Linked DNA regions of Homo sapiens: region 1 is linked to region 2. A link is a loop called in an ENCODE intact Hi-C map of the cell type or tissue named here. Cell type or tissue: heart right ventricle. All regions are shown on one strand. Links, peaks and the distances in the headings refer to the core of each region. The heading gives the core; the rest is flanking DNA.

The links. A loop is a pair of places that touch in the nucleus more often than their neighbours do. Peaks named below come from ENCODE experiments on the same cell type or tissue, not always from the same donor. Only the 100,000 strongest peaks of a DNase experiment are listed, where the experiment ranks them.
Region 1: it touches region 2 in a loop (2.7-fold over the local background); 82 of 110 quality-filtered maps call a loop at or near these places.

Annotation. Positions count from the first base shown.
Region 1 is chr12:51,899,554-51,910,667 of GRCh38, forward strand. ACVRL1 (activin A receptor like type 1) reads left to right here and starts at 7,951. Exons shown (of 10, transcript NM_000020.3): 1 at 7,951-8,142. It also overlaps the pseudogene LOC102724178. RefSeq lists an enhancer at 8,112-8,620. In heart right ventricle, for the core only: no CTCF peak of the experiment used is centred there; DNase peaks (open chromatin) are centred at 5,791 and 6,328; H3K4me3 peaks cover 3,086 bases; H3K27ac peaks cover 5,098 bases; H3K27me3 peaks cover 1,737 bases.
Region 2 is chr12:51,975,716-51,986,829 of GRCh38, forward strand. ACVR1B (activin A receptor type 1B) reads left to right here. Exons shown (of 9, transcript NM_004302.5): 3 at 612-860; 4 at 5,254-5,484; 5 at 8,284-8,451; 6 at 9,477-9,633; 7 at 11,103-11,114. Among named protein-coding and RNA genes, the nearest start is that of TAMALIN, 26 kb to the right of the region's middle. RefSeq lists enhancers at 4,956-5,005, 5,016-5,065. In heart right ventricle, for the core only: CTCF peaks have their summits at 4,824 (motif pointing left) and 5,031; a DNase peak (open chromatin) is centred at 4,796.

The DNA.
Region 1 (11,114 bases), core at 1,528-9,527, 76 kb before region 2:
AGTTTATGCTCTTTCAGGACACCATCATGCTTTCTGCCCTGAGCTAAAGAAGACCTAGAGAAGTCATTTCTTCTCCCTTTTCCTCCAGGCAAAACCCAGACTCCATTTGCCCACAAAACTGGTCACTCTCCTATGTGTTGAAGAGATGGATAAATGGAATTTGCAGACATCTGTCCCACTTCTCCCCTAATGGAGACCCACAGTTCTTCCTCCTTGGGTACCCTGTTCTACTGTTTTCATGTTTCTTGTGTTTAAAAAATCCCTAGGTTGGCTAGGAGCAGTGGCTCACGCCTGTAATCCCAGCACTTTGGGAGGCCGAGGTGGGAGGATCACTTGAGGTCAGGAGTTCGAGACCAACTCCTGACCATGGCCAACATGGTGAAACCCCGTCTCTACTAAAAACACACAAAAAATTAGCCGGGCCGTGGTGGCTCATGCCTGTAATCCCAGCTACTTAGGAGGCTGAGGCAGGAAAATTGCTTGAACTTGGGAGGCGGAGGTTGCATTGAGCTGTGATAGTGCCACTGCACTCCAGCCTCCAGCCTGGGCAACAGAGCAAGACTCTGTCTCAAAAAACAAAAAACAAACAAAACAAACAAAGAAACAAAAAATCCCTAGGTTGTCTCATATAATTCTCCCACCCTGCAATTTCAATGGAGCAAAGCCCATCTCATGCCCTGCTAGTTTTCCTCCCTTGCTGTTTCTCCTTACCCTCCCTGGTGCAGAACCAGCTGTATAATTTGTGAGGCCCATTGCTGAATGAAAATGCTGAGCCCTTTGTTCAAACATCATTAAGAATATTAAGAGGCGGCTCAGCACGCAGGCGCAGGGCCAGGCGCCTCCCGCGGCCAGGGGCGGGCAGCCGCAGAGCAGCACGCTGGGCCTTGGCTCCGGTAGCAGCAAGTTCGAACCCCGCTCCTGCTCCGCTTCGGTTCTCGCTCCTCGGCCCTTGGGCCTCCAAACACCATTTCCTGGCAGTTCGTTGCGCATTGCGCTCTCCCCGCCACCAGGATGCCAGTGACCAAGAAGGATCTGGCGGAGGACGCGCCGTGGAAGAAGATCCAGCAGAAGACGTTCACAAGCTGGTGCCACGAGCACCTCAAGTGCGTGAACAAACGGCATTGGCGCTGACCTGAGCGACGGGCTGCCGCCCATTGCGCTGCTCGAGGTGCTCAGCCAGAAGCACATGTACCTCAAGTACCATCAGCGGCCCACCTTTCGCCAGATGCAGCTCAAGAACGTGTCCGTGGCGCTCGAGTTCCTGGACCGTGACAGCATCAAGCTCGTGTCCATCGATAGCAAAGCCACTGTGGATGGGAACCTGAAGCTCATCTTGGGTCTGGTGTGGACGCTGATCCTCCGCTACTCCATCTCCACGCCCGTGTGTGAGGATGAAGGGGATGATGATGCCAAGAAGCAGATGCGGAAGCAGAGGCTGCTGGGGTGGATTCAGAACAAGGTCCCCTACTTGCCCATCACCAACTTTAGCCAGAACTGGCAAGACAGCAAAGCCCTGAGAGCCCTGGTAGACAGCTGTGCTCCAGGTCTGTGCCCAGACTGGGAATCCTGGCACCCACAGAAACCTGTGGATAACGCAGGAGAAGCCATGCAGCAGGCAGATGATGGCTGGGTGTCCCACAGGTCACCACTCCTGAAGAAACCATTCACCCGGATGTGGACGAACACTCAGTTATGACTTACCTATCCCAGTTCCCCAAAGCCAAGCTCAAGCCAGGGGCGCCTCTCAAACCCAAACTCAACCCGAAGAAAGCCAGGGCCTATGGCAGAGAATTGGAGCCAAAGAAGCCGACGACCTGAAAATGCCAGTGGGCACAAACATAGAAAGTGCCAACAAAAGCTGCCCTGTCCAGCCAGAAGACCAGGAAAGAGCAGCCCAGTGAGGCAGAAAACTTTTAAACAATCACTGCTCTGCTCCAGCTCCACACCACAGAAAAAACTGTGCAGTCCCGCACTTACACCCGCAAAGGTGAAAGGGGAGCCTAGACTTTGACCACAGTCTAGCAATAAGGAAGCCACTCCCCGGGAAGGTGTCAGTAGAGGCCGTGGAGGAGCAGTAATGAGGCACTCCTACTCCCTCCAGCGGAACTCCCACCCCCACATGCCAGTAATGAGCATCAGTGGAGGTTGAATGGAGAACCTAGACTTCCTCCCCCACTGTTAGTAACGAGATGTGTACCCTCTCCTCCCCTGCCAGAATGGTATCATAAAACGCCAGCTACAACAGAACATTTACAGAAGACTCAGAGTTTCATTACATGATACCTCAAATATCCAGTTTCAAAAAAAAAAAAATCACTTGTCATACCAAGAACCAGAAAGATCTCAAACTGAATGAAAAACACAGTTGATGCCAACGCGGAGATGATAGAGATGTTAGAATCGTATGACAAAAATTTTAAAGTGGCCGTTAAAAAAAGGCTTCAGTAGCCGGGCATGGTGGCTCATGCTTGTGATCCCAGCACTTTGGGAGGTTGAGGCGAGTGGATCGCCTGAGGTCAGGAGTTTGAGGCCAGCCTGGCCGACATGATGAAACCCCATCTCTAGTAAAAAATGCAAAAAATTAGCCGGGCGTAGCTGGGTGCCTGTAATCCTGGCTGCTTGGGAGGCTGAGGCAGAAGAATTGCTTGAACCCAGGAGGCGGAGGTTGCAGTGGGCCAAGGTCAGGCCATTGCACTCCAGCCTGGGCAGGAAGAGTGAGACTCCATCTCAAAAAAAAAAAAAAAAAAAAAAAGGCTTCAGTAAGTAATTAAGAACAATCATGAAACAAATGAAAAAAATCAAAAATCTCAACAAAGAAATAGAATGTCCCAGCAAAATAATAATAAAAATTTAGGAGATACAAAGAACCAAATGGACATTTTAGAACTGGAAATTGCAGTAACTGAAATAAAAACTCATTGGATGAGCGCAATAACAGGGTGGAAGGACAGAGAAAATAATCCTTGAACTGGACAAAAACTGGTTGTTTTGTTTTGAGATGCAGTTTTGCTCTTGTCGCCCAGGCTGGAGTGCAATGGCGTGATCTCGGCTCACCGCGGCCTCTGCCTCTTGGATTGGGGTGATTCTCCTGCCTCAGCCTCCCTAGTAGCTGGGCTTGCCGGTGCCCGCCACCACGCCCGGCTATTTTTTGTGTTTTTGGTAGAGATGGGGTTTCACCCTGTTGGCCTGGCTGGTCTCAGGCTCCTGACCTTAGGTGATCTGCCCACCTCAGCCTCCCAAAGTGCTGGGATTACAGGCATGAGCCACCGCGCCCGGCTTCTATAAGTTTTTTTCTATGTTTAAAACTTTTAATTTCATTTTTGTACTTAATTTTTTTTTTTTATTAAACACACACATTAGCCTAGGCTTACACAGGGTCAGGATCATCATTATCACTGTCTTCCACCTCCACATCCTGTCCCACTGGTAGGTCTTCAGGGGCAGTAATGTGTGGAACTGCTGTCTCCTGTAATAACAATGCCTTCTGGAATACTTCCTGAAGGACTTGCTTGAGGCTGCTTTAAAGTTAACTTTTTTAAAAAATAGAAGATGCACACTCTAAAATATAATAATAAAAAGTATAGGATATTAAATACATAAACCAGTAGCATTGTCATTTATCATCAAGTATTGTTTATTGAACATAGCTGTACATGCTGTATACGTTTCTATGGCTAGCAGCGCAGTGGGTTTGTTTATACCAGCATCAGCACAAACACATGAGTAATGCGATGCGTTACTACGACGTCAGTAGGCAACAGGAATTTTTTGGCTCCATTTATAATCTTATGCGACCATCATTGTATGTGTGGAATATTTTTGACTGAAACTTCATTATGCAGCAAATTACTATATTAGCAAATAAAATTGAGCTATATATAATGAAGAAGTACACATTATAACCAAGTGGGTTTATTCCAGGGATGTAAGGCCTGGTTCACTATTAGAAAATCAGTCAACATAGGCTGGGCACGGTGGCTCACGCCTCTAATCCCAGCACTTTGGGAGGCCGAGGCGGGTGGATCACCTGAGGTCGGGAGTTCAAGACCAGACTGACCAACATGGAGAAACCCCTTCTCTACTAAAAATACAAAATTAGCCAGGTGTGGTGACAGGCACCTGTAATCCTAGCTACTAGGGAGGCTGAGGCAGGAGAATCGCTTGAACCCAGGAGGCAGATATTGCAGTGAGCCGAGATCACGCCATTGTACTCCAGCCTGGGCAACAAGAGCAAAACTCTGTTTCAAAAAAAAAAAAAAAGAAAAAGAAAGAAGAGAAAATCAGTCAACATAATCTACCGTATTAACAGACTAACAAAGAGAAATTACACAATTCGTATCAGTGGATGCAGAAAAGGCATTTGACAAAATTCAATAGCCATCCATGATAAGAATACACACACACACACAAAAGAGGAATGGGGGAACTTTCTCAATCTGATATAGAGTGGCTACTACAAGAAACTTACGGCTAACATTATGATTAATAGATTGAGTGTGTTCTCCTAAGAGAAACAAGGCAAGGATGGCTGTTCTGTTTTGACCACTCTTATTCAACATAATGCTAGAAGTTTTAGCTAGTGCAGTCAGGTAAGAAAAGGAAATAAAAGATATGCATATTGGAAGGTAAGAAATAATACTGTCTCTATTTGCAGATGCAGATGACTGTCGATGTAGAAAATCCCAAAGAATCCATGAGGGGTAGAAAACCCAAATACCTCACCCCCTTGAATAAGTGAGTTCAGCAAGGTCACAGTATACAAGATCAATATGTAAAAATCGATTATATTTCTATATAATTTAATGAACAAATGGACACAAAAATTAAAAATAGCATATCCTGTTTATAATTGCTTTTAAAAAGTATAAGTGTAACAAAACACATAAAGGAGTTAAATGCTGAAAACTACAAGAACACTGATAAATAAAAGAGACCTAAATAAATGGAAAAAAAATATATCATTAAGAATTTTAAGATGGCAATGACAGCGCATTAAACCAAGCATGGGGCCCTGTGCATCTGCACAGGTCACACTCCCATGAAGCCAGCCCCGCACTAGTATCAAGAGTGATGTTTGAGTCTGGGTGGGGTGGCTTATGCCTGTAATCTCAGCACTTTGGGAGGCTGAGTGGGTGGATCAGCTGAGGTCAGGAGTTCGAGACCAGCCTGTACAACATGGTGAAACCCCGTCTCTACTAAAAATACAAACATTAGCCAGGCGTGGAGGCACGCATCTGTAATCCCAGCTACTTGGGAGACTGAGACAGGAGAATCACTTGAACCTGGGAGGCAGACCTGAGATCACGCAACTGCACTCCAGCCTGGGCGACACTGTGAGACTCCATCTCAAAAAAAAAAGAATGATGCTTGAACTTAATACTCATAGCTGGTCCTGAAAGGTGAAGGTGTCCATTGCCCTGCCTTCCTGACAGACTCCATGTCACCCACCTTCCACAGATGAGAATCTGCTTGAGGTTTCACCCCACACAGAATCTCCAGGCCTCTGCTTCCTGCAGTGTTGGGAAATCCTTCTGAGTATCTAAATCTAAATCTTTGTCCTTTGGGCCTGTTTCCTCTTGTTCTGTCCTCACTGAATATGGGGAACAGCTGGTCCCTCTGAGTAATTAATTCTTGTAGACTTGGACACAGTCTGTAATTCCTTTTCCCTTTTCTCATTGGGATGACTCTCCAGGGCTTTCTCCAACTCTGGATCTCCAACTCTGACACCTCCCCCAGGTTCTCTGTGTGCTTTGGAAGGCATGGGGTTCACAAGAGCCCCAAAGAGCACCAGTCAGGGGCCAGAGGGCTCAGTGCTCTGGGGAGATGGGGAAGATTCCAGCACTGATGAACAGACTCCAGCCCCCCCTGGGTCCTCTCTTCCAGCTCCCAAAATGTACTCTATTTTTATCTGTTTCACGAACGCTGGTCCAGATAGTCTTCCATCCCCCACTGACTGTTAGAAGTGACTCTCAGCTTTTGTCCATCTCGAAGTTTCTGTGCTCAGTGTGCCTCTCAGACTAAAGGCTTCCTTTGGGAAGCCCCGACTCTCGCTTCTCAGGACAGAGATCCAGGGGTTGGGGGAGGAAAAGGTTGACCAGAAGCCATAGCGGAGCAGGGAGAGAGAGTGTGAAAGACAGACCCGCGGCCAGGCTCCCAGTTCTCCAGCTCGTAGAGGGCCCAAGTGGCCGCTATAATCTGAAAGAGCAGATATCGTAATCCCATAGTACTTCCTATTGGCTGCAGGACACAGTTCTGTCCTGACACTGAAATTTGGGTGTGTCAGGGTTCTGGGAATTCACAACGCTCACAACTTGTGAAGCAGCTGTGGGGTGGGGGATGGGGAGGGTTTCAGCAGAGGAAGTGAGGTCAGTCAATAATTGATGCCTGTCTGAGCTTTTAGCCATTATCTCCCCCAGCCTCTATTCCTGTCAAAAGGTGGGGCGGGGCAGGAGGAGGGGTCCCTGGCTCATCTTGTAGAATCCCCATATTAGAGTAAGACACCTTAGAGGTCTACTCCTGCTTCTAATACCCACGTCTTTCCAAGTGTCTCTGAGGCCACCCCCTCCCCAGCCTTTTCATTTATTCATTTAATTAACGAACGCCTTCATTGAGGGCCTCCTCTGAGTCAGGCTCAGCCAGCCAGCATCTTTGCTATGAGCTGAGATAAGCATCATTTCCGTCTATTCTCACAACCACCCTATGAGGCTGGCACGGTTTACTATGCCTATTTAGCAGATGGGGGACTGAAGCATGGAGAGGTGTCACTAGCCTACGGTAACACAACCAGCCTGCATTCCTAGTAGGTAGTTTGACTTCAGAGTCTCTGTGGATAACCAGGAGGCTAGGACTAAGACCAGAGTCCTGCAGGTACTTAGATGGTTGGAGCAAAGCAGGGCAGTGAGGTCAGTGCTCCCAGCCTGTGCAGGAGCATCAGGAAGAGTCTGTGTCCCCCTCCCCTGCCGGTATGAAGCCATTCTGCTTCCCTCCCCAGCTGCCTTGTGTCAGCAGAGTTCCAGGGAGGCTCCATTCCCCACCTCTATCTAAAGCTCCATTTGCTGGGGTGGGGGCCCTGCCTGGAAGGGGAAGGTCCAAGGCTGCTCCCAGCGTGTCCCTCCATCCTGACTGTCCCTGGCGGGGCGGGGGTGTCTTTGTCACCCAGCTGCACAACGGCCAGGAAGGGCTCAAACCATCCTCAGGGCTAACCCAAGGCCGTCCTCTGGGCCTGTATACCCCTGTGCTGAGTGCGGATCGGGAGAGGCTGCTGAAGACAGGAGGGGACAAATGGGGGACGAAGGGGCCCGAGGGAGGGGACTGAAGGATTTGGGCCAAGTCGGGAGTTCCCGAGGGCGGAGTCAAAACGCATCTGGATTTTGCTAGCCCCAAACTCTGCCCTCATTGCTGCAAGCCTCCTAGACCGAGGACCCCCGGGCTGAGGGTGGGGTAAGGATAGGTAGTGTCCCTCCCCGTCCCACCCCCGCCTGTCCCTTCCTCGGTGGCCCCTTCCCGGCGCCCCGATTCCAGGCGGCCCCTCCGCTGCTGCCAGCCGATCCCCCTCTACCCCCACCCACTACTCCGGCCGCCAGACGTTGCCTACAGTCTCGGCTCTGTCTCCCACGGCTGTGGGTCCGGACCCCACGGGACCCCTATGGGACCCCCACAGGACCCCCACGGCCTGAGTCCAAGGCCCGCCCCCTCGGGGAGGCGGATGTGGGAGGCCCGGCCCGGGTGCGGGCCAGCGACCCGGGAGCTGCGGGCGGCTGGGAGGGGAGGCCGCCCTGAGGGGCTGGGAGCGGCGCGGGGGTGGGTCCCGGTCCTGCAGCCCCAGCGAGGGGCGAGCGGCGGCCAGTCGGCGAGCTGGGCAATAAGGAAACGGTTTATTAGGAGGGAGTGGTGGAGCTGGGCCAGGCAGGAAGACGCTGGAATAAGAAACATTTTTGCTCCAGCCCCCATCCCAGTCCCGGGAGGCTGCCGCGCCAGCTGCGCCGAGCGAGCCCCTCCCCGGCTCCAGCCCGGTCCGGGGCCGCGCCCGGACCCCAGCCCGCCGTCCAGCGCTGGCGGTGCAACTGCGGCCGCGCGGTGGAGGGGAGGTGGCCCCGGTCCGCCGAAGGCTAGCGCCCCGCCACCCGCAGAGCGGGCCCAGAGGTGAGTCGAGGTCCGCGGACGGGACCGGGTGGCGGGCGGCCTGACCCCCGCTTCAGTGGGCCCTTCCTTCGGGCGGACCCCAGAGTCACCGCAGAGTGGTCGCGGGAGGCTCAGTCCCAGCTCATTAGAAAGGCAAGCTGCTCCTGGCTGACCACGCACAGCTCCCATGACCCTACCTGAGACTTGGAGGGGAATGGACGAGACTGGACTGGAAATCAGAAACTTGGTTCTAGTCGGGTGACCTGGGGTCAGTGACTTCACTTCTCTGTTCTCCTACCCTCTTCATAAAATGGGCAGTGGGATTCCTGTCTTGCTCTACTCACATAGAAGGGATCACACGTCCTCCAGGCCGCTGGGTGGACCTGGAGTGAATGCCTACTTCCACAGCTGTTGAGCCTCCCAGCAGAGCTCACCTTTCCCAGATCAGTCCTTCCAGCTGTTGCTTGAGGAATCTGACACTATCACTCCAACCTAGGAGTCTCACCCTAGGCGCGCATGGTCAGTCACCTCCTTGCCACGACCTTCCTTCAGGATCCAGGCCAAAGGGGATCCCAGTCTCCCCCCAGGCTGGGACCCCAGATTTTTCCATGGAGGCCAGTGCTGTGAAACCCATGGCTGGGCTGGCTGCCCCAGCTCCTCTTTCCTTCTCCAAGGACAGGGGCATAATGGACAGTTGCTCTCACTCTCTCTATGTATGGCCAGCTTCTGGCTGAGTCAGGGTCTGTCCTAATACCTGTCCTCTCACCTGTCCCCCCATTTCATTGGTTTGTTAGAAATAGCTACCATTGATTGAGTACTAACTATGTAGACACTTAGATATATATATTTTTTCTCATGTAATCCTGGCCGCAACCTAGTGGAAGAGGGGTTACTATCCCCTTCCTACAGAAAAGGAAACAGACATGAATATGGGACTTGTCCAAAACTCCTTGGATGGTGGGGTGAATGGCATGGTTGGGGTCTTGATAACATTTCAGTGCTTACTGTGTACTACTTATACTCTGCTAAATAATTGTACTACATTTTACCTATGAGATAACACTATTATTATTCCCACTTTACATATGATGGGAAGCCTAAGCCTCAGAAAGTTTAAGTAACGTCTCAAATTTCATACCTCTAAGTGGCAAAGGCAGGATTTGAACCCAGGTCTCCATGCTCCAGAGCCCACACCCTAACCTCTGTGCTACACTGTGCTGCCTCCATGGTCTGCCTGAGACCTGAAAATCCAGGCATCACCTGGATGTTCCACTGCATCACCCCGCTGTGAAGGGCTAATAAATCACATGGATGAATCGTAAGGGCAACCCAATATGAACAGCTGGGTCTGCTCCTCTGCTGTTGGGGTAAGGCCTACTGAAGTGCAGAGTGAGTCCAGAAGGTTGTGCTTGATATGGCGCTTCTCCAGCCCTGTGAAGATCACTGCTGTGCTGAGCCACTGCCGTTGATGGGAGTAGGTTTTATCAATCCTTCAGGTGTGCTAGGGAGAAAAACATTGATAAGCACCTTTCGGGCATACCACTACTCTGGCTCTCCCCACCTGAGGCTCAGACTTTGACTAAGCCTATGGCAAACAGATGATTTCTGGGCAGCAACACCACCTTTGTTGCCTGGGTCAACATAGTGAGACCCTATCTCTACTAAAAATAAAACTGGGCATGGTGCTGCACCCCTGTAGTCCCTTGGGACTTGGGAGGCTGAGGTGGGAGGATCACTTGAGCCCAGGAGTTCAAGGCTACAGTGAGCTATGATTGCACCACTGCACTCCAGCCTGGGCGACTGAGCAAGACCCTGTCTCAAAAAAAATTAAAAACAAACAAAAACGCTGTCTTCATTTAAACAAATCTGAGTAGGGCACCCGTTAATAACAACAGTAGTGGGCAATTTGTACACGTCCACCGAGACCCATGTCTTTTTCTTCCTTTGAGGGACTCATCTAACCCCAAACAACTGGAGGAATAACAATGACCAAGGAATGATTTATTATCAGCAATTTAAGTTTATTAAGACACGCTCAGTGACTATGGACAAGAAACTGAACATCTCTGAGCCTCACTTTCCCCCGTTGGACTGTTGTGATGATTAAATCAGATAAACCATTCAAGTTCAGTACTTAGCACATAATTAGTACTCAGAGAAGGTTAACTGTTATTATTAAGTATTTCATAGTGTTTAGCTAACGTTTGAAATTAGTTTAACGTCTGTAATTTCTGGCCAACAATAGTGATGCTTCTGTCAGCAGGAGATCTTTCACAAAGTTTTGCTTAGAAGTGAAAGGATCCTGCCAGGCCCCAGGAGTCTGTCTGTGCTACAGTCAGATTTCAGGGTAAATCGTACAGAGTCAGCTCTGAGTTTGGACTGGTCGGGACTCAGCATCCTCCTGTACTTGATCTCACACTGGGTCCAGTTAAAAATTGGACAGTCCCAATTTTACTCCATCACATTCCCAGGATTAGACCATAGATGGGTTCTGCAGATGCAGACAGCCTCGCTCCACAGTGTCACCACGTCCCAGCTTTGGTGTTTACCCTTGGCTGTCCCTTCTGTAGTAGATGGGGAGTATCCTGGGTGGGAGTGAGTGTCCCCTCCCTCTGCATCCCACTCCCACTCACCCAGCAGGGCCCTGTACAGCAAAATGAAAGCAGAGGAACCAGACTTAGCGTTGTGCCCACACAAACTGATCAGAACTCCCTGGGGAACTTTTAAAAAATGCATGTTTCTTGCTGATTCCAGGACTGAATCAGAGTCTGGAGTGAGGGTGAAACCAGTGAATATGCTTTTCTCAGTGAGCACTTCAGGTGATTCTGATGCGTGATAAAGTAGAAGGAGGGTGGACTGGGGCACGGCCAGAGAAGTAGAGGTACGGACAGAGGATCCTAGAGGAATGCCGGATTTTAGCCTTATTGTTAGCCACTTTTTCCTTTCCACCTCAAACCCTCTCCTTTGCAGCTTTCTGGGCTAGCAAAGGCTGC
Region 2 (11,114 bases), core at 1,205-9,204:
CCGCAGTGTTTAGAGTAGTGGCTTAGCAGCCATAGGCAGCGGTGAGGAGTGGAAGAACCAGGCAGGGATTCCCACGGGAGGATGTGGGACTGATCCAGAAAGAGATGGCCCCAGAGCCGAGCAAAGGTGACTCCTCAAGGGAGGATGATGGTTAGATGTGAGGAGGGACCAGAATAGGAAAAGGCCAGTGACCAAAGCCGAGAAACACCACATACCATCCTTTTGCAAGCCTACCATTCAGGAGGCATTACTGTGGAGCCCACAGGAAAAGGAGAGAAACTAAAGCAGAGCTTAGAGGAGCTGTGGGAAGTTAAAGGGCAGAAACAGGCATCTGTGTAGGGGCCTGAGGCGGGGATAGTACCACGAAATGCGTGAGGTGACAAAGTGGGTTGTGGGTTTGACTGTGGAAAGAGGTGCCTTAACTAAAGAAGTTGGGCATTTGAGAGCATCTAGGCAGCAAGACTAGCCCAGAAGATTAGAGAGATCAAGGGAGCCTGAACACATCGACAGGGAAAGGGGTCTTTTTCACTCTTCACTTTGAGGGGGGTGTTTTTACTCTTTCCCTTGTTTTTACTTCTCATTCTTTCCCTCTCCTCTCTCACTTGACTCAGGTCACCTCAAGGAGCCTGAGCACCCGTCCATGTGGGGCCCGGTGGAGCTGGTAGGCATCATCGCCGGCCCGGTGTTCCTCCTGTTCCTCATCATCATCATTGTTTTCCTTGTCATTAACTATCATCAGCGTGTCTATCACAACCGCCAGAGACTGGACATGGAAGATCCCTCATGTGAGATGTGTCTCTCCAAAGACAAGACGCTCCAGGATCTTGTCTACGATCTCTCCACCTCAGGGTCTGGCTCAGGTACCAAGTTCTTCAGGGCATCATGTCTGTGGTTGGCTTTCATCAGTTTCCCAGCAGGATAGAGTGCTTGTAGAGAAGGCTGGAGGCCCTGCATTTGTTTCTACCAGCATTGAGTCATTTGGTTTCCTAGTTCCCCTTCTTTTGGAGTCTGACGTGTAATAAGATAAGATAATGGGTTCACAGAAAATCTCTCATTCCGTGGGATTCCCAAGGTCTAGTACACAATTATCCACTACAGAAGTCCTGCCTCTCTAAGCTTTGCAACTGTACGTACATCTATTAAAATTCAGCTGGTCCCACCTGAGCAGTGGAGTGCTCAATTTCAGGGCCCCTTTTGAGAAACAGGAGTGTGCCAGATTCCTGTGAGGTGGTGACAGCTAATCATTGATCTCTGAGCAACCACAAGGGGAGTTTAAGGACATCCAGTAAAGCTTAGAGTTGGGATTTGGTGAATCATTGACTTGTACCAGTTGCCCAAGGGTTTTTGGTGGGGGTGAAAATAAAGGCAGTGTGGGCCTCCAGCATAGCATCAGCACTATTTCCTGTACTGCCTTTTGTTGACCAAGTCTTTCTCAGATGAGGGAAATGAACCAAACACTGGACCTTGGCATAAGACGAGAATTTAAGATAAAGGAGCTCGGGGTTGTTTAGGTCTCAGGGTATAGCTCAGCTAGCTATTAAATGTGAACATGAATGCAAAAGAATTTTTTTACTTACTTATTTATGTATTTATTTATTTAGAAACAGAGTCTTGCTCTGTTTCCCAGGCAGGAGTGCAGTGGCGCAATTTCCGCTCTCTGAAACCTCCACCTGCCTGGTTCAAGTGATTCTCCTGCCTCAGCCTCCTGAGTAGCTGGGATTACAGGAATGCGCCACCACAGCGACTAATTTTTGTATTTTTAGTAGAGACAAGGTTTCGCCACATCAGTCAGGCTGGTCTTGTGTTCTTGACCTCAAGTGATCCGCCTGCCTCGTAAAGAATTTTTTTAATGAAGATAAACCATTATTTTTGTGACAATGGTATTGCATTCCTTTTTTTTTTTTTTTTTTTTTGTTTTAAGATATGGTCTCGCTCTGTTGTTGCCCAGGCTGCAGTGCCATTGTGCAATCACAGCTGACTGCAGCCTTAACCTCCTGGGCTCAAGAGATCCTCCACCTTAGTCTCCTGAGTAGCTGAGATGTCAGGCATGTGCCACCAAGCCTGGCAATTTTTTTTTTTTTTTTTTTTTTTGTGGAAGGTTTCACTTTGTTGCCCAGGCTGGTCTCAAATTCTTGGCTTCAAGTCCATTCTTAAAAAAGAAAAAAAACATCCACAAAGATCACTGTTGCCATTCTAGCTAAAACGCAGAGGATCTTATTTGTGAGAACTTTGCGTGTTTTTATGTATGTTTCCTTGACGTGGGACAAGACTGTTGTTCTGTGGGGAAATTATGCCATCAGTCATGCCCAGACATTCTGCTTGACACGGGAGTACTTTGAGCTGTGACATCTCCTGAATTTCAGTGGCTTTGCTTTTATTAAGCTCTGCAGTAGAGAGCACCAAAATGATGGATATATTTAAAAGCTGCATATTTTTAGAAACAGCAAAAATCTAGGGCTTGTTCCTTGTTGAAAGAGGTAGGGCAGTGGTTAGAACCTCCTGGCTGACTGTGGGAATTGATTTGCTGCTAGAGGAGGGTAGATTGGGTTTTCCAAAGTCTTTTTAAGACCCAGACCAGCTGAAACAAGGGAAGGGCCATGGTAGTTGTTTAGTCGTCTGTGGTAAAATGGTTAATAACTATTTCCCTCTGAGTGGTTTAGTATATTCTTCATTCAGAATATGCAGAGCTTCCAAGGTGTTAGGTTTCTAATAATGTGGTTTTTAAAGTAGTAAGTCCATGCTGCTCATATGACTTTCAATTCATTTAAATAAGTATATACTGAATACCTTCTGGGTGATATGGTTTTAAACAGATTAGAAAGAGCCTGACCCGGCCAGGCGCGGTGGCTCACGCCTGTAATCCCAGCACTTTGGGAGGCTGAGGTGGGTGGATCATGAGGTCAGAGGAGATCCAGACCATCCTGGCTAACATGGTGAAACCCTGTCTCTACTAAAAATACAAAAAATTAGCCGGGCGTGGTGGCGGCGCCTGTAGTCCCAGGTACTCAAGAGGCTGAGGCAGGAGAATGGTGTGAACCTGGGAGGCGGAGCTTGCAGTGAGCCGAGATCACGCCACTGCACTCCAGCCTGGGCAACAGAGCGAGACTCCGTCTCAAAAAAAAAAAAAAAAAAAAGGCTGACCCAGGATTGGATCAGAGAGACAGGAATTGTTGGGAAGAGTCTCACAGAGGAGGGCACATTTAAAGGAGTCTTGAGGCCGGGCAGATCACATGAGGTCAAAAGTTTGAGACCAGCCTGACTAACATGGTGAAACCTCGTCTCTACTAAATACAAAAAATTAGCCGGGTGTAGTGGCACACGCCTATAATTCCAGCTACTTGGGAAGCTGAGGCAGGAGAATTGCTTGAACCCGGGAGGCAGAGGTTGCAGTGAGCCCAGATCATGCCATTGCACTCCAGCCTGGGCAGCAAGAGCAAAGCTCCGTCTCAAAAAAAAAAAAAAAAAAAAGGCCAGGCACGGTGGCTCACACCTGTAATCCCAGCACTTTGGGAGGCCGAGGCGGGTAGATCACCTCAGGTCAGGAGTTCGAGACCAGCCTGACCAACATGATGAAACCCCCATCTCTACTAAAAATACAAAAATTATCTGGGTGTGGTGGCGGGCACCTGTAATCCCAGCTACTCAGAAGGCTGAGGCAGGAGAATCACATGAACCTAGGAGGTGGAGGTTGCAGTGAGCCGAAATCATACCATTGCATTCCAGCCTGGGTGACAGAGCGAGACACCATCTCAAAAAAAAAAAAAAAAAGGAGTCTTGAAGAATGAGTTGGAATTTTTAAGAGAGGCGAGAGGGCAAAGAACATTCCAGGCCAATGAAAATACCTTGAGTAAAAAGACAAAGGCATGAAGGTCCACTGTATGTTTAAAGAACTTTTATGATGAGGAGACCAGCATGATGTGCTTGTGCTGGGGAAGCAGGGGGACGTCAGGCTGCCCCAGGTGTACAGGATCTTGAGGGCTGACCTTTATCTTCTAGGTAAGGGGCTTCTACTGAAAGTTTCCATGTGGGAAATGAATGTTCATTTTTTCCTTTGGAAGGAATTCTGGCAGTGGTGTGGAGGATGAATTCATTCACTACCAGCCTTCTGTTGGGAAGGGTGGGGTGAGGCGGGGTGTGTGTGGGTGCACAGGGCAAGAGCAGGCTGAGATGGGAGGCAAAAGACCTGTTGGAAGTCTTTTAGAGAAGGTCCAAAAGTAGGACAGGCGGACGGAGATGGAGAGGCGGGGGCTAATTTGAGAAACATTTTGGTGGTTCTATACTGTTGTCATTAAAAGCATAGATTATAGAGTCAGACAGTCCTAGATTTTAAGCCCTGCTTTGCCACTTACTGCTTGTATGAATTTGAATATTACATAACCTCCTCTTTGAGCCTTAGTTTTCTTGTTTATAAAATGGGGATGATAACAGCGCCTTACCTTCCAGGTGGTTTGGGGAAGTGAGATAATTTATGTAAAGCCCTTAGCATGGAGCCTAATACATAGTAAGCATGCAGTAAATGGTAGTTCCCATCTACCAGACCTAGGGATTAATAATGTATTAATTATTTGATTGGGGGTGGGAGTAAGACAGTTAAGAGTCACTTGTGATGGTAAGGGTGATTGGATATATAGAGATACATTGAATGAGTCAAATGAAGCAATGTTGAGTTTTATAAAGACAGTAAAGTTAATCTTAGACTAAACATAGATGGTCCTCCATTCTACATCTGGAGTTCGCTTGTGAGCAGAGCATTGCTCTCTTTGGAGATGGGAACCCATGGGCCGCACAGCACTGCCCTCTAGTGGCTAATAAGCAGAACAGCCAGAAGGTGGCCCCCAGCACATGAGCCCACACTTTCATGTTCTCTGCCCTCTTTCCTTCCTCCACCAAAATAAAGCAGATGTGGGTGGATCGGCCCACAGGTGGCTGGCTGAAGAGTTGGTAAATCTGGTCAAACATTTACATTCAAATCTATCATCCGTGCTTACTGAGAGGAGAAATTGCCTAGATAAGGAGTAGCTAATCATACACGTTTCCTGTTTGTGTTCACTCTTTCCCCATCTCTCCGCCTGGCTCAGCCCTCTGGTAGATTACCTAGAAATGTGTATGGGCAGCAGCAGCTCTCCATGGTTAATGGACAGCGTAGGATGAAGACACCATGTTAAGGGTGTTTCCGTTGTGCCAATTAGTGTGGGAGTTGGAAAATTTGTCAAATTTGCAATGTCAGGTTTCTTCCTATTCTTTGGTTCACAGGGTTACCCCTCTTTGTCCAGCGCACAGTGGCCCGAACCATCGTTTTACAAGAGATTATTGGCAAGGGTCGGTTTGGGGAAGTATGGCGGGGCCGCTGGAGGGGTGGTGATGTGGCTGTGAAAATATTCTCTTCTCGTGAAGAACGGTCTTGGTTCAGGGAAGCAGAGATATACCAGACGGTCATGCTGCGCCATGAAAACATCCTTGGATTTATTGCTGCTGACAATAAAGGTAAGGGCTGGGCTTGGATACAGCATTCCCAGATAGAGGATGCTAGAGAAAGTGCATAGCTATGGGGTGCACAGCTCTGTTTGCCTTCATCATTGTAACCCGTAGAAAGAAAACTTGAGTAAGGTCAAGGTTTCCATGCTTTCCTTAAAGTGTGGAGCCTTTTATTCCATGAAAAGGTTATACAAAAATCCAGGTTATCAAGCAAATAAACAAGCAGTTCTTACTCAGATAAACAAGATACACCCCCTCACCCTACCTGCTCAATTTCTCTTTCTCCACTCCCCCAAACCCACCTCCATTGTAGTTCCTGCAGGGGGTCCCGTAAGCTTATTTTGAAAATCACTAGGATGGGCTGGGCGCGGTGGCTCACGCATGTAATGCCAGCACTTTGGGAGGCCGAGGCAGGCAGATCACTTGAGGTCAGGAGTTTGTGACCAGCCTGGCCAACATGGCAAAACCCCATCTCTACTAAAAATACAAAAATGAGCTGGCCACGGTGACACCTACCTGTAATCCCAGCTATTCAGGAGGCTGAGGCAGGAGAATTGCTTGAACCCAGGAGGCGGAGGTTGCAGTGAGCTGGAGGTTGCAGTGAGCTGAGGTCGCGCCACTGCACTCCAGCCTGGGCGACAGAGCGAGACTCCGTCTCAAAAAAAAAAAAAGAAAAAAAAAATCCCTAGGATGAGGAATTGCGGCCTCAACCCTGGCAAGGAGGATAACGACAGAAAAGCCTGTAGTCCACGAAGTGTCGCCTTCGGACTCTGCTCTTGGTCAGTCCTGTCCCTGAGGATTCTTTCCTTCTTCCTCTCCCTTTTATTGCTTTAGTTTTTGAATCTCTTATGTGCCAGGCACCTCCCTATGTTTGAGGACCTCATTGACTAGCAAAGGATGACGAGTAAGGGTGATTAGAGGAGGTAAACACGAGTTGTTCTGTTGAGCACAAATTGGGGCTGACTCGCACCTGAGCCCAGTTGAGACAAAGGTGGCAAGAACTGGTCAGGAAGAAAAATCTTCCTTGCAGGGAAGAGCACTGCAGACATGTGCAAAGGTGAGGTTTGGGGCCCAGCAAGTAACTTGGATGGCTGTGGGTGGAGAGGGAGGCAGAGGCCAGATTATGAGGGGCCTTTTTGAGAGGATTGTATTCCATTCTGAAGATAGTGGGTAGTAATTAAAATTTCATTCATTAATTCTATAACATTTATTGACTGCTGTGGGCCAGACCTCTGCTGGCTGCTTGGACCATCACACATAAGAGCAAGACACAGTCCCTCCCCTCACAGAGCTCCCAGGAAGAAGGGGACAGACACGTGGACAGGTAGTGGCACCCGGAGCACAGAGAGGATGCTGTGAGTGGCTGGTTCACATTGTGGAAGGGTCTCTCTAGCAGTTGTGACATGACTTGCTCCTGTGGCATGGTGCAATTTAGAAGTTAGTGTCTACAAAGCCTACAGAAGATGCTATTTGTTTTTCATTCCTGAAACAACAGCAGACTGCTCATTCCTCACATTGCCATGGGAAGTTGTAATGGTCTCTGCTGCCCCCAAGCTGAGGAGCCTTAGACTCCAATACAAGGGAGGAAGGGGAAGAGCAAGATTTTTATTCCCACTGAGTAAGCTATTCCTTTTTAAAACTATCACCTTTTGATAAAATTTAAATCTTATATGTTTTAAAAGGATCAAATCATGTCTTCTCTTTGAACTTGTTAGCAGGGTCCTCAGGACTTTGGGGCTGGTTAGAGTGCGAGAAGCAGTGTGTTGGGTGGGCCCCTTGTTTGTGATAAGAGAAGCCAAGATGTGTGTGTTTCCAGGATCCATCCCTTTATTGATTCTGGCAGCTTGTGTGAGTAGGGATCTGGCTTTCAAAACCCACCTTAAGGCCAGGGAAGGGAAACAATCAGACTCCCTCGTTCTTGCCTTTTTAACATGGGGTATATATAGTATGGTGCCCTGGAATCAGCGCCAGCCTGGAATTTTGGAGATTTCAACTCAATTTCCAGTCTTCCAATTGACAACGGCATGGCTTAATTCGATTCCTGGCTTTGGTGTTTCTTTTTCTCCCTCCTCCTGCTCTCCTCCTTCCTGCTGTCCCTAGTGTAAAAGAGAAAATAAAGTGTATGCACTCTACCTTCCATTGCTCCTCTGAAGGATGAGATGCCTTTCTGGGAATACTTGGAAGTGGTCTATTCATGCACTGAAAAGCATTTTTTGGCCTGGAATCCAATAATCCATAAAGGAGATCTTTCCTACTCACAGAGATATCATAGCCTGGTAAGAACAACAGACTGAAAAGAAACATTACAGATGAGACAGGTGCTGTGTTTGGGCTGTGTTCAGAGGGTCGCTGGGACACAGGAGGCCCTCCAAGGCTTTCCTGTTTGGTGGTGGTAGATCCAGCTCATTGTGGTTCTCCCGTGCAGATGAGCAAGTCTTGGTCAGGATCAAAGCAGTGCTGCACACAAAGCTGGTGATAGCTGTTACCTTCCCCAGGCATATGCCTCCTCTTTCCTGAGTACCTCACATTTCAAATTTGACATAATGTTCAGAATCCTACAGTTCACCTAAAGGAAATCAGGAGCAGTCCTAAGAAAGAAATGGTGTTCCCCTGTCCTTACTGAGGTCCCAAACTGGTAGACCACTATAAATGAAAGGATGCTAGATGGGGCTTCAGGGGGCATGGAGGTGGGAAATGTGAATTCAGGAGTCTAACCTGATTTTGTGTTGTATACACTCATCCTTACCAACCTTCACTGTTTTGCTGATAGTTACACTTTTTCTGGGACTCATCTGTGGTTCTCTGCAGATAATGGCACCTGGACACAGCTGTGGCTTGTTTCTGACTATCATGAGCACGGGTCCCTGTTTGATTATCTGAACCGGTACACAGTGACAATTGAGGGGATGATTAAGCTGGCCTTGTCTGCTGCTAGTGGGCTGGCACACCTGCACATGGAGATCGTGGGCACCCAAGGTGAGTGGACTAGCGCAGGAGCGGCGAAGTGGTGTAGGCATGAAAGGTCCGCAGTGTCCTGATTTAGTTCCTAGAATTCCTTTTTACTGAGGAAGTTGGGGCTGGACCTCAGGAACTCTAGTTTAATTTAAAGGAAAGGAGGTTTGAGCTTCACTTAAGTGAGGTATCTACAGGGTGTTCCCTTCACCTCTGTCTTGATAGAACTCCCTCAGGAACCCTATAATATCAATATTCAGCTACTTGTCAATCAGTGGCTTGACATAGTCATTTGTTACGAAGGAGTAATCATCTTAGAATCCCACAATAGACATGAGAAAAAATGGAACTAAAAAGATAAACCAGTGTACTGGGAACATCAGTTTAGTGATTTCCATGTTCATTGATGGGGACAGCTGGCTTAAAGGCCACTTGGTGGATTAGATTCTGGGCCTTACTAATCTGGGAAGGTTTTCCTGGAGGAAGAAGACCTGAAGCTCTGCTACTTGTTGATTATCATGTCGGCTCTTTGGGAGATCCTGGATCTTGTCACAATGGCAGGTGTGATCCCTGATGCCTGGTTGACCAGGGCCACAATGGAAAATCACCCGTGAAAGTTGGATCCTATTCCTATAGCCTGTGCGGTGCCAGTTCTCATCATCGGGCCTGTTTCCTTCTGAGAACTAGGCATTGCAGCAACTTCCCTTCAGTCCCTCAGCACTTCTGTACCTGAGCATATTTGCTCAGGGAAGGCGAGTAGTAGTAGTAAATATTAATACAAATATTAGCTAAATACACATGTCCTTCTATGGTCGTAACTTAGCTACATGAATGCATTTAATCCTCACAACAGTCCCATGAAATAAGTAGTCATTCTGATTTTATGGATGAGAAGACTGAGGTACAGAGGGCTAAAGTCACTTTTCCAGGGTCACTGGATTAGCAGGAGGCAAAGCCAGGACTCAAACCTATACAGTCTGGCTGCATAGTCTATGCTTTTAACATTTATATCATCTCTTTGTAAAGATCCCTGTTTTTTTCTCTGCCAGGGAAGCCTGGAATTGCTCATCGAGACTTAAAGTCAAAGAACATTCTGGTGAAGAAAAATGGCATGTGTGCCATAGCAGACCTGGGCCTGGCTGTCCGTCATGATGCAGTCACTGACACCATTGACATTGCCCCGAATCAGAGGGTGGGGACCAAACGGTAGGAGGGCCTGGGACTCTGCCCTTGCTAAGCAGCTTCTACTGAGTATCCCATCTGTGCCGTTTCCCATATGCGCAGGAGAAGGAGGTGTTGAAAAAGGAGGCGAGGACCTTGCTCTCAGCCCACTGAAAGTTGAATTGAACATGCACTCCCCACAATGGAAAGTTGCATCACTGCATCTAACAGATACAAGTGCTGAGAGCACAGCTCCATAAACTGTATGCACATTGGTGTTGGTGGTATTAAGGTCGGAGGGTAGAGAAGGACAATCTAGAGCAGGATTTAGAAGGATAGCAGGCAACAGGTGTGGCTCGGGAAAGAGGGAAAACACTGTCATCTCCTGTGCAGAGAGCTGTGAAGGAGGCAGGGAGCATGTGCTTAGGGACTGGAGACCAGATTTGCCAAACTATAGCAAAGGTAACCCAGGATAGAGATTTGGGGCACCCTTCAAGATTATGGGCCTGCTTCCCACTTCATGCAGAAGTGAGGTAAGAAGTAAGGAGCTGTGATTGCAAATTGACTTCATGAGTTGGAAATGGGACTGCCTTTTAATAGAGTGGAAGAGGTGGAAATCTGCTGAATCTAAATGAATTTAATTAAGATTATCCCCTGATTTATTGTGGGGGCTGGGGTGGCTGGAATCATAGTAATTACTCATAATTACTACTCAGAGTCATTAAGGGTGCCGCTGACCACCTCTAGAATTAATTTTGACATATCTATAGTCAGGTAAGATAACAAAAGCAGTTCGGAATGAAACTTAAGCTCAACCCATCACTGTGACTACATTCAATAAAGTGAAGGACCCTGGTGTCAACCAAATATTAGGTACTGTTACTGCCCCTGTGACCCACATTACAAGTACTTCTGCCAAGAAGTCAAAACATGCTTCAAATAAACAAATCTTTACTCTCTCTTTGTTTTTTTGATATGGAGTTTCGCTCTTGTTGCCCAAGCTGGAGTGCAATGGCACAGTCATGGCTCACTGCAGCCTCCGCCTCCCGGGTTCAAGTGATTCTCCTGCCTCAGCCTCCCGAGTAGCTGGGATTACAGGCGCCTGCCACCATGCCTGGCTAATTTTTTGTATTTGTAATAGAGATGGGGTTTCGCGATGTTGGCCAGGCTGGTCTCCAACTCCTGCCCTCAGGTGATCCGCCCACCTTGGCCTCCCAAAGTGCTGGGATTACAGGCGTGAGCCACCGCACCTGGCCAAATAAACAAATCTTGATGGTTAAAAATAGAGATACACATCAGAGTAGCCTGGTATTGCCAAATCTGTGCTGAAGTATTTAGAATCAAATTTAAAACATGGGAGTTTGCAATGAAGAGATGTGTACACTTCTTCTGCCCCAAGGGACTTTATCAGGGTGATACTCTTCCACATTCAGAGGGCTCCTGAATCAATACTTTGATTTAAAGAGAGCAGTCATCATTTTCTGTGCGTGACCATGTTTGTTTTGCTATTGCAGATACATGGCCCC